3 separate regions of the Homo sapiens genome follow, and regions 1 and 2 are each linked to region 3. A link is a contact called in ENCODE Hi-C or POLR2A ChIA-PET data. All regions are on one chromosome and are shown on one strand. Each heading gives the region's core, a stretch centred on a gene start or an enhancer-like site at or near the end of the contact. The rest is flanking DNA. Distances are from core to core; before and after follow the strand shown. Region 1 overlaps B4GALT5 (beta-1,4-galactosyltransferase 5). Region 2 overlaps B4GALT5 (beta-1,4-galactosyltransferase 5). Region 3 overlaps SLC9A8 (solute carrier family 9 member A8).

Region 1 (4,827 bases), core at 1,758-4,257, 200 kb before region 3:
CCCATGCAAGCTCTCACCACAGGCCACTGACCCAACCACTGTCTTGGCAGCGCTGCCCAGACAACCACATGGCTTGCTCGCACACCTCCTGAATACCTCACTTCAGTGAGACCTTCCCTCATCACAATATATTTAAAATTGCAAAATTTCCTCTCTCTACTCCCTGCAAAGCATCCACTTTCCTCTGCTTCTCCAAAGCACTAATTACCTAAAAGGACACACAAGTTTGCCTACCACATAGCAGCAGCCCAATAAATATTTGTTAAATGTAGTTAAGAGTATTATTAGTGAGCCTAAGGCAAAAATTCAAGATTCCAATTCTAGGCCGGCGCAGTGGCTCACATCTGCAATCCTAACACTTCAGGAGGTTAAGGCAGGAGGATCACTTGAGCCCAGGAGTTTAAGATCAGCCTGGGCAACATAGGAAGGCCCCTTCTCTACTGACATAAAAAAATATTAGCCCGGCATGGTGGTGTGCACCTGTAGTCCCAGCCAGTTGGGAGGCTGAGGTGGGAAGTCTGCTTGAGCCCAGGAGTTCAAGGCTGCAGTGAACTGTGATTGCACCACTGCACTCCAGCCTGGTTAACAGAGTGGGAGACCCTGTTTCTGGGGAGGAAAAAAAAAAAGTGACATAGAAGGACGACATATGCTTATATACAACAAATACAAATTCTCAACTAAAAGTTAAATAATAAAAGTTATCCTAGAAATAAACTGTTTTGATTTCACAAATAATGTTCTCCTTAGAAGTTGCAAACTATCTGCACATAAATGTGCTCTGTTTAGTCTAACAGGTATTTTCTGGTTTTCCTTTTATCTTTAAGCTGAATAAATTGTCAGGTAAATGGTTTAATGGTTGAAAGTATTAACTCTGGAGGAGGGCTAGACAGGTTTAAATTTTTTTTTTTTTTTTTTTTTTTTTGGAGATGGAGTCTCACTCTGTTGCCCAGGCTGGAGTGCAATGGTGCAATCTCGGCTCACTACAACCTCCGCCTCCTGGGTTCAAGCGATTCTCATGTCTCAGCCTCCTGAGTAGCTGAGATTACAGGCACCCACCATCATGCCCGGCTAATTTTTGTATTTTTGTAGAGATGTCGGTTCACCATGTTGGCCAGCGTGGTCTTGAACTCCTGACCTCAGATGATCTGCCAACCTCAGATGATTTGCCCACCTCGGCCTCCCGAATGCTGGGATTACAGGCATGAGCCACTGCGCCCGGCCTAGACAGGTTTAAATTCTAGTCAGCTGAATGACCTTTGGCAAATTATTCATTCTGTGTTTCCTCATCCATAAAACGGGGATAATAATATCCCTATCTCATTTGTATTGAATGAGTTAATATTGGTAAAACATTTAAGAATAAAGACTGCAGCCAGGCACGGTGGCTCACGCCTGTAATCCCAGCACTTTGGGAGGCCGAGGTGGGTGGATCACTTGAGGTCAGAAGTTTGAGACCAGCCTGGCCAACATAGTAAAACCCTGTCTCTACTAAAAATACAAAAATTAGCCAGGTGTGGTGGCACATGCTTGTAATCTCAGCTACTTGGAAGGCTGAGGAGGGAGGATCGCTTGAACCCAGGAGGTGGAGGCTGCAGTGAGCTGAGATCACACCGCTGCTTTCCAGCCTGGGCAACAGAGCAAGATTCCATCTCAAAAAAAAAAGAGCAAAGTAATAGTACCTACCTCACTGGGTCAGGAAGAGAAGCAACACATGCAGAGCTCTAAGGGAGTCTTGTATATGGTGAGCGCTAATGTGTTCATTCAGAATTTACTTTAATTTAAAAAAAAAGTTGGCTGGGCGCGGTGGCTCATGCCTCTAATCCCAGCACTTTGGGAGGCTGAGGCAGGCGGATCACAAGGTCAGGAGATCGAGACCATCCTGGCTAACACAGTGAAACCCGGTCTCTACTAAAGACACAAAAAAATTAGCTGAGCGTGGCAGTGTGCGCCTGTAGTCCCAGCTGCTGGGGAGGCTGAGACAGCAGAATGGTGTGAACCCAGGAGGCAGAGCTTGCAGTGAGCCAAGGTTGCGCCACTGCACTCCAGCCTGGGCGATAGAGCAAGACTCCTCAAGAAGAAAAAAAAGTTGGTCCCTGAACTGAAAGAGGCCACATATCAAGGACATAAGCACGCAAAATCAGCAAGTGCCATACAGTAAGTACTGATCTACAACAGAAAGAAATCAAGGCATACCTGCAGACTTAAACGACATACTGAAGAGCCACGTCCTTGTTCAAATAATTCCATTCCAATTCCCCAGAGAACAGAGGTGGCATGCGGTAGGATTAGAGTTTCACTCAGCTAAGACAGAGGTTTGAGTCCCTGCTCGGCTTAGCTGTGTGATCTTGAGCTCGTGACCAAACTTCTTACAGTCTTAGGAGAGTTAGAAATAACAAATGTAGATTCCAGAGTGATTGAAACAGAGTAGGCCTTCAGGAAGTCACAGTTATTATTTGTATAAGCCTTTCAGTTTAGAGTAATTTTAGAATTATAGAAAAGTTGTGAATATAGTACACAGAGTTTCCATGCTGTTATTTTATTTTCAACAATATTGTTATTCTGATTGTGAAGAGAGGTAAACAATTTCTAAATTACACCTTAAAAATCCATGACAACAAAGAATACTGTCACTCTAGGAAACTTCTGATTTATGCACTTAAACACACCACTCCGCATCAGGTGAACTGATTTCCCAAGTTTGTTAAGATGTGTTACACAGTTTAAAGGCAGACATGACTAAGAGGCTAACATGTGTATCACAGACCTAGGAACACTTTCTCCATGTTGCCGTCTCTAAAAGGAACTTCAGCAGGTGCAGTGGGTGCCTCCTCTCAACTCATACCACAAACCCAGGGGCTTCAAAAATTACTTTCCCTCTACCAGGGCCCTTCAAAACACAGTATTTCCTAACCAACAGAAAACGAAAAACTCTGTGACCCAGACAGCCCAGCCTTTGAAAGCAGCAGGGGTAGCAACTGCTGAGCCTCAAAAGTCAGCCTCTGAGTAGCCACCCAGAATGCAATGGGCTGGCAAACAGTAGGGGAGAAAAACGCTGGATCCAAGCCTGGATCCCAGTGCTCACCGGACAATCATTTGTCCCATTTCCTCAATTATCTGTTTGTCTCCTATAGCTGTCTATCATAAAGGCAATGTGAAAATATTATTTTAAATTTTACAGAATAGAAATTACGGACTCAGAAGAGGCATATCCAGACAATAGGTAGAAAAGTAGAAAAATAACAGCTATTGTCCTAGAAATCAAATACAATACACACTAACATTTAGATCTGCTTTTAAGAGCTTTCAAAAACCTCACGTTATTAGACATTTTTGGATAGTTTTAAAAGTCTTGTTCTTTAACAGTAAGAAAAATGCATCCCCTGAATTGAAGCTTTAGAGTATTTAAAGTGAAAAGCTTGCTAAGAGATAAATGTGCAAAAAAAAAAAAAAAGTAGTATTTGAGCATTGCAGAGGGATTTCTCCTTTCTCCTGAGCTGCTGCTGTAACATCTCCTCTGACTCAGCACCTAAGAGGCATGATGGGAAGGGAGTACTATAAAAAAGCCATGCATTATTAACAAGACATTTGGCATCAAAGCAGAATGATTTGGAAAACCGGAAAATGTCCGCAGAATAAGAGAAAGGGGAGCTAACAGCTTAAATTATTTTTGGTAGTGTCATGCCATTCAAAATTGTCCATTCTAATCTTCTAAGCTGTCTTTTTCTCCCTTAGTTTTAGCTCTAATTCTGATCTCTTTATGTCTTTCCTACCTTACATTCCAAATGGTTACTACTTACATTCTGAGTGGATTTCTCTGTGTTGGTTTGCTCCTGTCAGTTTTAAAGAACTGCTGTACACGCATTAGATCCAATGAAGACAGACTGCAACAGAACTGCTCTGCAGAAGCCCAAGAGATACCACACATAGGATGTTAACACTTACTACTGCCTAGAAATCAAGAGTCTGTCTTCTTAACCCTAGAATAAGCAACCAAGTGACCTAAGTTCCCAATTCACAGATGGCAAGCCAATGGTTAAAAAAAAAATACATTTACTCTTACAACCATTTTTAGGACCCTAGAATTTACCATCAAATTGTCAGTAAAAAATGAAGCTGGGCCAGGTGGAGTGGCTCATGCCTGTAACCTCAGCACTTTGGGAGACCGAGGCAAGAGGACCTCTTGAGGCCAAGGGTTCTTGCTATGTTGCATAGGCAACATAGCAAGACCTTGTCTCTGCCCAAAAAAAAAAAAAAAAAAAAAAAAGCCAAGTGTGGTGGTGCACACCTACAGCCCCAGAGACCCACAAGGCTGAGGTGGAAGGATCCCTTCAGCCCAGAAGTTCGAGGCTGCAATGAGCTATAATTATGCCTCTATACTCCAGCCTGGGTGACACAGCGAGACCCCATCTTTACCAAAGAAAAAAAAAAGAATGAAGCTGGCATATAGTCCAATGGTCAGAGACAATGACTTGAGTAACTCAAAATCCAATTCTGCTTTTCTGGCATTATATCAAATTAGGAAAACTATTCCCTTCCTTTAGGCCAGTAGTTCTCAATTAGGGGTGCTTTTGCTTCCCAGGGGACATTTGGCAGTATCTGGGGGCATTTTTCGTTGTCACCACTGCGGGAGAAAGGTGCTACTGGCATCTCTTGGGTAAAGGCCACAGAGGCTGCAAAACATCCTACAAGGCACAGGACAGCCTCAACAACAAAGCAGCATGTCAACAGTGCCAAGGTTGAGAAACTCTGCCTTAGACAAATCACTTAACTTCTACTGACTTTTAAATTAACCACTGACACTGTTAGAAAGTACAGCAGTAATGCATA
Region 2 (4,612 bases), core at 817-3,316, 230 kb before region 3:
ATCCACAACTTGGGATTGGATGGCATTTTAAGGAACACTCACCAATATCATCGAATGCTTCCCACTACTGGGGAACTATGACCTCCAAGAACACAGAGTCAACAGGGAAAATATGGCCATCAGCAAAGAAAACCTACTTTGGTTGGGTACAAAATGTTTCCCAGTCACTTGTTTTTTCTTTTTTTCTTTTTTTTTTTTGAGACAGAGTCTCAGTCTTGGCTCACTGCACCTCCACCTCCCGGGTTCAAGTGATTCTCATACCTCAGCCTCCCAAGTAGCTGGGACTACTACAGGTGCATGCCACCATGCCTGGCTAATTTTTGTATTTTTCATAGAGACGGGGTTTCAGCATGTTGGCCAGGCTGGCCCAGTCACTTTTGCCCACTGGTTCTCTCTCAACCTTCCCCAGACACCCTCTCCCACTCAGGCCCCTTCTATGTGTGCCCCTCCCATATCACAACTTCACACAACTTCACATCTTCATCATCACAACTTCATCATCACAACCTCACTCCCCATCCAGGCTGCGCTCTCTGCATACTGGCCCAGTTGTCTACACTTGACAAAGAGTTGTGACCACACTAACGGAGTTGTCCAGATGCAATAGGATGAGCCTAGAAACACACAAACCACCAGCAGCCCTGTTCCACCTGTTACCAAAGATCTGTAAAAGCAAGCCCCTTTTTGGAGATTCACAATGCACAATAACTCAAGGCCCAGAAATTCCCAGAAGAGAGATGTTTAGTTATTTAGCCTGCCATTTCCCAAACCAGAACATCAAGTGAGTCTCTGCAGAACTTACTTTGGGAAATTCAGTTTTGGATATTTCTATGAATAGACTTTTTAAACGTCCATTACATGGTTAGGTAATCAATCAATCAATCTTTGCTGAATGTTGTTGGTAAACAGCAGTCACATCCTATTACTAATTCATATCAAGCTTGCTAGAAGCAAAATCCCCTTAATCTTTTTAGAGATGCTAAATTGCCCTTCTCCTGTGCAATGCTCATGTAGTTGGTTATACAAATCAAACTGTAGGACCTTTCAGGTGTCTCTATTAAAAGTCTTGTTACCGGTTGGGCGCAGTGGCTCACATCTGTAATCCCAGCACTTTGGGAGTCGGAGGCAAGAGGATCACTTGAGGCCAGGAGTTCAAGACCAGCTGGGCAATACAGCAAAATCCCGTCTCTACAAAAATAGATTTTAAAAATACTAGCCGAGTGTGGTAGTGTGCGCCTGTAGTCCCAGCCACTCACTCAGATCAAGGCTGCAGTGAACCATGATCGTGCCACTGCACTCCAGCCTGGGCAACAGTGAGATGCTGTTTGGTTAACAACAACAAAAAAAGCAGTCTTGTTAATAAACTTAGGCCATGGCTCTGGCCTAAAGTAGGAAGTACATATGCATACACATGTTGCTTTCAATCTAAATTATCTCATTCAAAATTCACATCTCTGTGAAGTAGATATCATCTTGAGTGTTTATTTTAGATTAGGAAGTCAAGTCCTCCAGGGGGTAATTTGCCCAAGGTCATATGGTTAGAGAAATCAAAACCAGAGAGGTGAACTGAGTTGCTGCATATATTTTGATGAGCTTTACTTTGTTTTTTTCTTTTTGTTTTTTGGAGATAGAGTCTCCCTCTGTCGCCCAAGCTGGAGTGTAGTGGCGCGTCTCGGCTCACTGCAACCTCCATTTCCCAGGTTCAAGCGATTCTTCTGCCTCAGCCTCCTGAGTAGCCGGGATTACAGGCACCTGCCATCATGCCCAGCTAATTTTTTGTATTTTGGTAGAGATGGGGTTTCACCATGTTGGCCAGACTGGTCTTGAACTCCTGACCTCAGGTGATCTGCCTGCCTTGGCCTCCCAAAGTGTTGGGATTACAGACGTGAGCCACCGCACCCAGCTAACTTTGAAAATTCTGAAAGCAGTACTTTCTAATAATATGGTCCTGCGCAACAGTGGCTGAATCACAGTTAAAAAAAACAATTTTAAGTTGGTGTGCAGTGGTTAAATCCTCCAGTTTCAACGAGTCTCTACTGAGCACCTCCTTCACTGTGTGCTTTTCAGGCACCGTACGAGGGCACTGGAGGCCAAGTATGCATAAGGCAACGCTGAATAGATGAGTAATGTATAGACAAAATTCAACAAATTACAATGCAGTGTGGTAAATGCGACAACATTTAACACAAATTCACACTTACTAATAATTTGTTTTACACTTTCATGAGACAATGTAATTATTATCCAGCCTCATATCTAGGAGGAGGGATCTCTTATATATAACCATAATTCAGTTGAGAAAAATAAGCCCCATTCAGGTCTACACAATTAGAAATTTCCATTCAGATGCCAGTGTTAGCAGCCTTGGGCCATGGCTTAACTGGACAGCTTCCGGGGGCGAAGGACTGGGTTTCCTGCCCTTCAGCCACCTCTTGGCCACACAATGGTGCCTTTCTTCCTCTCTGCTTCTGATTCTAACAGGAAAACCTCCTCCTTTCTCACTGAACCTTAATGTGTATCCTTAATGTTTGCTGTGGTTGGCTTGGTAAGCTAAAAGAGGGTTCAGAACCAGAAAAGAAACCATTCCCTTCCTGACCACTTTTTACAATCTGTATCTCACCCCCAACATATGCAAACATACAACACACACACACTCACACCCAAACACCAATCACCCTCCTCTGCTTTGGTTTTCTACTTAACATACAACATATTTTAAAATTTATCTTGTCCCCCATAAGAATGTGAGCTCCATTAGGGCAAGGCTGTTGCCTACTTCCTTTAATGCTGTACCCCCAGTGGCTAGAATGGTGTGTTGGGAACACAGAGGATGCATAATAAATATCTGAATTTAAAAAATAATAATAATAAGTTGAGACAATATAGAGTTTTCTGAACTTGGCTGTGCTCCAGGAGGCATGGAGATGGATTTCAAGCCCTTCTCTTTATTTTGCATTAGCCCCCTCCTCCTTTCTGAGAGGAACCCAAAATACTGTAAGTTAACCAGTTTCACTGCACTAACCTGTTCCTAAGAAAAGCTCAGTCATTCCTTTCCACCAATTGAGCAGCACTGCCAAAAAGATTAGCTTTCCCCCCAAAATGTTCTGTTACTCTCATTCCTCATAAAGCTTTTAAAAACATGTTCCATACTATAATGCACAAGTTTATTCAAAATCTTGTGCAATAATATTTGTAGTAGAAAAACACTAGGGAAAAAAGCCTAAATGACCATCCAAAGGAGACTGGTTGAATACATTTTTATACTCACTCCCATGGATGAGTACCATGAGACCATAAAAAAGAATGAGAAAACATTTGTTATAGTCCAAAACTAGAAAGAACTCAGAAGAGATTAAATATTTGTAGCCTATTCCGATTTTGGAATACTATACAGCAACAGGAATAAATAAACTAGAACTGCATGCACCCACGTGAATGAATCTCTCACACTTTATGTGACACAAAGAAGCCAGACACAAAAGAACACATGTGGTATGATTCCATGTAGATAAAATACAAAAACAGGCACAGCTAATCTACAACATAAAAGTCAGGAGAATGGCTACCCTGGAGTGCAGGAGAGTTGAAGGTGGCTTCTGGTCATCTTATTTCTTAACCTGGATGCTGGTTATTCAGATATATTCATTTTCTAAACATTCACCAAGCTTTTTGCTTACATGTACACATTTTAATGTTATATGTCAACAAAATTTACCTTCCCCAAAAATAAGGTGAGCAAAACCCATGAATTGACTTCCAAGACATATTATGCTACTTAATAAAGGGAAATTGATATGCACTCACATATTTTTACAAAAAAAAAAACATAGGAAGAGTAAACCAGAAACTAATAAAAATGAAGGGGTAGGACTGAGGCCTGAGTACACCTTTTATATTTTGGACATTTACGTATTAAAAAAATTATCTAGCTGGGCATGGTGGCACACACCTATGGTCCCAGCTGCTTGGGAGGCTGAAGTAGGAGGCTGGCTTGAGCCCAGGAGTTTAAGTCCAGCCAGAGCAACATAGTGAGAATTCATCTCAAGAAAAAAAAAAAAAAAATATATACATATATATATATATATATATATATATATATGAAAAATGGGCAAACCCTAAAACTAAATACAAACACAAACAAATAATTCTAATAATACATTGTACTGAAAACACAACCAACGGAAAAGTACTCCGATACATTCTTTGAGAGATATACTGTAAGGACAAAAAGAACCGTAAAGAATCTGGAACTCTGTTTAGCAGGTCTGTTGATTACAGTCATATTTGGGTCATAATCATGACATGGAAATCAATGGATGCTAAAACCCTCAGGTGAAAGGGTTGTTGAAGAGGATAGTCAAAACACATATTCAATGCACCACCCCACAAATTACATGTTGATCACAACTGACATTTGTAATTTTGCTGCATAAGAGGAAGATCTAGCAGGTCATCCCTTTACCAAATGTCTCAACTCAGCAACCCCAATATTAGAACAACCTACAGTTCCAGGCTCCTAATGCAATGTAAGATATTTACTTCCTATATAATATTCTTGCTAATCTACTGAAGAGAAAACAAGAAGATAAATCTAGAATATCCCTTAAGAGTT
Region 3 (4,609 bases), core at 9-2,508:
TTCCAGGAGCCAGGCAGCTCCAGTGACTGTGACCACGACCGCTTCCTTCTCCAGCATCCTGTGCAGTGGATGCAGCTGTGTCCCTGACAGCTGAGGAGATGGAGGCCTAAGGGGGTGCAGTAACCCCGCAAGGTCACAGCCAATATGGGCATAACTGGGAGCAGAGCTAACTGTGTCTGACTCCAGAGACCACATGTTCAGCCTCAAGCCATGCTCCCTCCTCCTTTCTGAATGACACCTCCCGTGACCTCCACCCCCACAAAGAACAATCCCAGCTCAGTTTGTTCAACTGAAACTGAAGTTGCCTGTGGCCATCACCCTGCCTCCCACCTCCTCCCTAGACACCCCACACAAAACACCCAGTAGCATCCCCTCCCTTCCATGGCCCTGCCCCTGACGCCCTGACGGCTTGGTTGTGTCTCTCGACCCAGGACCTGCACCACGGGCGCATCCAGATGAAAACTCTCACCAACAAGTGGTACGAGGAGGTACGCCAGGGCCCCTCCGGCTCCGAGGACGACGAGCAGGAGCTGCTCTGACGCCAGGTGCCAAGGCTTCAGGCAGGCAGGCCCAGGATGGGCGTTTGCTGCGCACAGACACTCAGCAGGGGCCTCGCAGAGATGCGTGCATCCAGCAGCCCCTTCAAGACATAAGAGGGCGGGGCGAGGTACTGGCTGCAGAGTCGCCTTAGTCCAGAACCTGACAGGCCTCTGGAGCCAGGCGACTTCTTGGGAAACTGTCATCTCCCGACTCCTCCCTGAGCCAGCCTCCGCTCAGTGTGGCTCCTCAGCCCACAGAGGGGAGGGAGCATGGGGCCAGGTGCCAGTCATCTGTGAAGCTAGGGCGCCTACCCCCCCACCCGGAGGACCCCTGCGGCCCCCTGCCTAGAGGAGCACCATCTACAGTTGTGCCATTCCCCAGCCACTGCCTTCATGCTGCCCCCGCCGGACTGGCAGAGCCAGGGGTCAGCCACCTGCCTTTGAGTCATCAAGATGCCTCTGCAGCCACAATTCTGACCTAAGTGGCAGGGCCCAGAAATCCTGAAAACCTCCCGCTGCCTTTTGTGATACTTCCTGTGCTCCCTCAGAGAGAAACGGAGTGACCTTTTGTCCTTTACCTGATTGGCACTTCGCAGTCTATCTCCCTGGGTAGCAGACGGCTGCTGCCCTTCTCTGGGCATGTTCTGAATGTTTACACTGGTACCTTCTGGTATCTTCTTTAGAGCCCCCTGCAAGCTGCAACTCTAGGCTTTTATCTTGCGGGGTCAGAGCGCCCTCTAGAGGGAAAAGCTAGAGGCACAGGGTTTCTGCCGGCCCACAACTGCTGTCTTGATTTGCATTTTACAGCAAAGTGCTGAGAGCCTCTAGTCGCCTCCTGCCATCTGATCTCCCTCCCCACCATTCCCGTACTCAGTTGTTCTTTTGTCTAATCGGAGGCCACTGTGCTGAGGCCCTGCAGTGTCTGCTCACTGCTGCCATCTTCGCTGCTAGTCAGGGTTCCATCCTCTTTCCCCTCTCCCAGTTCCCTACCACGTTGGATCCCATTCGTCACCCATGCTAGGGTCCCCAAAGCACTGGGGCAGGGGCCAGAGCAGCAGCACCCAGTGCTCCCTCCTCTACTCTGACCTGGGGCCCCAGCATCCTGGAGCACACGCTCCACGCACACACACCCCAGCCCTGTCCCAGGGGCCTGGCCCCCTCAGCCATCTCAGGGTGAGGAGCTGCCAGTCATGTCCAGATGGAATGACTCCCATCCTCTCCTCATCTCCCCTTTGACGAGCCTCAAACTGCTCAGCTCATCAAAGAGCCATTGCCAACTTCCGTATGTGGTTCTGGGTCCCAGGGAGCCTTGGAACCTGGCACCCTGGGGTGGTTTAATTCATCATTAAGAAGCATTCCTGCTTCTCAAGGGACACAGTGGCCTGCATGGGCCAGCATGGACCCTGGGCTGATCATGTGCATTCCTGCTTCTCTGGGGACACAGTGGGCCCACATGGGCCAGCATGGACCCTGGGCTAGAGCAAGCACATCTCCATCTCTTCCACCTCAGGCAGTGTGGCTCCAGATGTCAGGAGGGACTGACCTCAGGACCTTCCAGGTTCCTCTGTGCCAGGAATGAGAGGCCAGGCCCGATCCTACCACCTCGCCTTGACCCTGAAGTCAGAGCAGGCCAGCCAAGCAGGAAGCACACTGTTTACTTTTTGCATGAAAAGTAAATGTGTACTTGATAGAGCTAAAATATGATCTTTTTTAATTTCTCAACCCCATAATTTGAGCCATTGCCTTGCTTAATTTTGGTTTCCACCATTTCCTTTTAGTGGAGAAGAGAGGAAGTCAGAGGGTAGGGACCTTTGCCTGCCCCTGGGCGAGTGCGGGCAGGGATCTGAGACCAGATTGTTCTCGCACCCCTGCCAGAACTCACTCTCCCCTGAAGTTTAGGGTCCCATCTCCCAGATGTAAGTTGTTTTGCAAACTCAGTTTGCCAGGATTTCTTTCTTTCCTAATCTTAAATTCACAGATAAAGCAATGAAAAGAGTCAGATCCCATTTCCGTCTGCCCCCTCGTCACCAGGTGTGATAGCCCCAGCCAGGTCACACCTGGCCTCACACTTTGAGCTGAGACTTGAAAACGATGCTGTGGCGGAAGAGCATGTGGGGCTTGGTGGAGGGGCCCCAGGATTTGTTGGGGGCAAAGGGGGTGGCGGGACCGTTCCCAGGAGGTACCAGCACCTGCCTCGATCTCCTCTGAGCCTCTTCTGCCCCCTGTCGGCCAGGTGAGGTCAGCAGCCTGGGAGAGTGCCCCCAAGAGATGAGGGCACCCCGTGTTCCTTGGCAATCTTGGCTCACCTTGGTAACAAAAGGCCATAGAAGTCTGTTTTTCTGGGTCAGTTTTTTTTGCCTGAGAATAACAAATTGCTGCTGTCTACCTTTAGCACACCCAATAATTCTATTTGGGGCAGTGAATGCATAGAAGATATAAAAATACGCAGCTTAACTATATCTTCCTGCGTGTGTATTTATTTTCTTCTGGGTCTAGGCCATGGTACAGGAGAACTGTGGCGTGTAGGAGGAATACTTCAGGATGAGTGAAGGCTGGAGCCAGGGAGCGCTGGAGGAAACCAGCCCTTTAGCCAGCAGCCCCTCCACCACAGGCACTGCTGTGTGGAACGAGTTCTTGGAATGAATCCCATGCTTTCTGCAGCCTGTAGTTGTTATGACCCCTCGGAACAACCACCCCGTGGCTTGTGTGGGGTCTCGCAGGGAAAAGGGCTGGCTTCTAGGTCCCCGAGATAAGTGTGCAGGGGGATGGGCCAGGGCCAGGCTAAGGGTGGCTCAGTTCCATCATCTGGAGGTCAGACACACTGTCCAGAGGCAGAACTGAAGCCCTCTCGGCCCCTACCCTAAGCCAGCCACCCCTCTTCACAGTGGGTGAGCTGGGCTGGGCTGGCTGGCATGAGGCCAAGGGGTAGGCCTGAGCGCCAGAGTCGCCCAGGTTAGCCCACAGGATTCCTTTGTGTGCCATGGAATGCTGAAAGATGGGTGACTGGGGACCCTTCTTAAAACCTTTGGCAAAGGTGCCATCGGCAGGGCTTGGCCTCATGAAGTCTCAGGTCCGTGTTCCCGCAGGGCGCACATGCTTGGAGAGTCCTCAGCAGGGTAGCCGAGGCCAGGCCACTTCTGCTGAGGATGGGGCAGGCTGGGGTGTGGGTGTGGCCTGGGGTGGCTCAGGGCTGGAACTGCTGCCTGATTCCTGTGTGGGGAGAAGCTCAGTGGCCGTTTGCTGCCACTGACAAGGATTTCACATGCAGAAGAGAAAAGGCCCCCCTCCACCCCCCGCATTCCCTGCCGAGTGAGAGCCAGTGTTTGCTGCCCTTGCTGGGGGCGGGTAGGAAACCCTGAGCTTCCTGATGCGGAGTCATGAAGCAGAGTCCTCGGGAAGGCATCTCCACAGCCCCGGGTCCTCTGTCTAACGCCCTCCATTTCACGCCCTCCATCTCACAGTCAAGATAAAGGCCTCGAGAATAAAGAGCCAGCCCCCTTCCATTTAGTCTCCTGCCGTTTCCCAAACAGTTGTCCAACAGTTAGACATTGAGGGGCTTCACTGTTACCAGGCATGTAACAGAAGGAGGAAGACTAACACACACCCCCTGCCCCATCCCATCCCCCTCTCCCGAGCTATTTTCTTGCTGTGGCCTCTGGTGCCCTTGAGTTGGTCTCCCCGGCTGCTCTGCGGGGGCTTCACTGGCTTCGGAGTGAGCGCGAAGTGCTGGTGAGCAGTGGGCCTGTGATTGGATGGGAAGATGTGCATCCGTGGTCAAAAGTCAGCTGCCAGCCCTGCGGAACCAGAGCCTCAGGCTGGGATGGGGAGGCCTCCCTGCTTCCACCTGCATGGTGGGCATGGCCTGGCTTACACCAAAGGCTTTGACGGTTTCTCCAAGTAAGGATCTGCAAATCTTGAATCGTCCTCAAAATGACGAAGCTTGAATTGTCCTCAAGATGGATGTGAATCTTACATTCCTTTTCATCATTTCCTTTGTAAAAATGACGAGTGCTGGGTTTTTGTTTTAAGAAGCATTATGAAGGCCAGACTTACTCATTTTTCTCCCCCAA

What was found. A loop is a pair of places that touch in the nucleus more often than their neighbours do. ChIA-PET counts read pairs that join two places held with the same protein, here RNA polymerase II (POLR2A). Pooled maps may share reads with other maps.
Region 1: a pooled map shows a loop between it and region 3 (2.4-fold over the local background). The contact joins two enhancer-like sites. A Hi-C loop is called at or near these places in 4 of 50 pooled maps. POLR2A ChIA-PET finds 5 or more read pairs at or near these places in 2 of 52 experiments (BJ and T-cell).
Region 2: a loop to region 3 is called in a pooled map, with 2.3 times the contacts of the local background. The contact joins two enhancer-like sites. A Hi-C loop is called at or near these places in 2 of 50 pooled maps. POLR2A ChIA-PET finds 5 or more read pairs at or near these places in 3 of 52 experiments (A549, WTC11 and activated naive CD8-positive, alpha-beta T cell).

The regions. Positions count from the first base shown.
Region 1 is chr20:49,682,489-49,687,315 of GRCh38, forward strand. The region is part of intron 1 of B4GALT5 (beta-1,4-galactosyltransferase 5); the gene reads right to left. Among named protein-coding and RNA genes, the nearest start is that of B4GALT5, 29 kb to the right of the region's middle. RefSeq lists an enhancer at 793-1,498. Within about 2 kb of position 3,008, at least 7 of the 41 ENCODE cell types and tissues checked have a DNase peak (open chromatin) inside an H3K27ac peak, as active enhancers do.
Region 2 is chr20:49,659,630-49,664,241 of GRCh38, forward strand. All of the region lies in intron 1 of B4GALT5 (beta-1,4-galactosyltransferase 5), which reads right to left. Among named protein-coding and RNA genes, the nearest start is that of B4GALT5, 52 kb to the right of the region's middle. RefSeq lists an enhancer at 2,303-2,597. Within about 2 kb of position 2,067, at least 3 of the 41 ENCODE cell types and tissues checked have a DNase peak (open chromatin) inside an H3K27ac peak, as active enhancers do.
Region 3 is chr20:49,887,398-49,892,006 of GRCh38, forward strand. SLC9A8 (solute carrier family 9 member A8) reads left to right here. Exons shown (of 16, transcript NM_015266.3): 16 at 432-4,609. The coding sequence ends at 539. Among named protein-coding and RNA genes, the nearest start is that of SPATA2, 26 kb to the right of the region's middle. RefSeq lists enhancers at 671-1,482, 1,483-2,294, 3,369-3,538 and a silencer at 1,171-1,290. Within about 2 kb of position 1,259, at least 15 of the 41 ENCODE cell types and tissues checked have a DNase peak (open chromatin) inside an H3K27ac peak, as active enhancers do.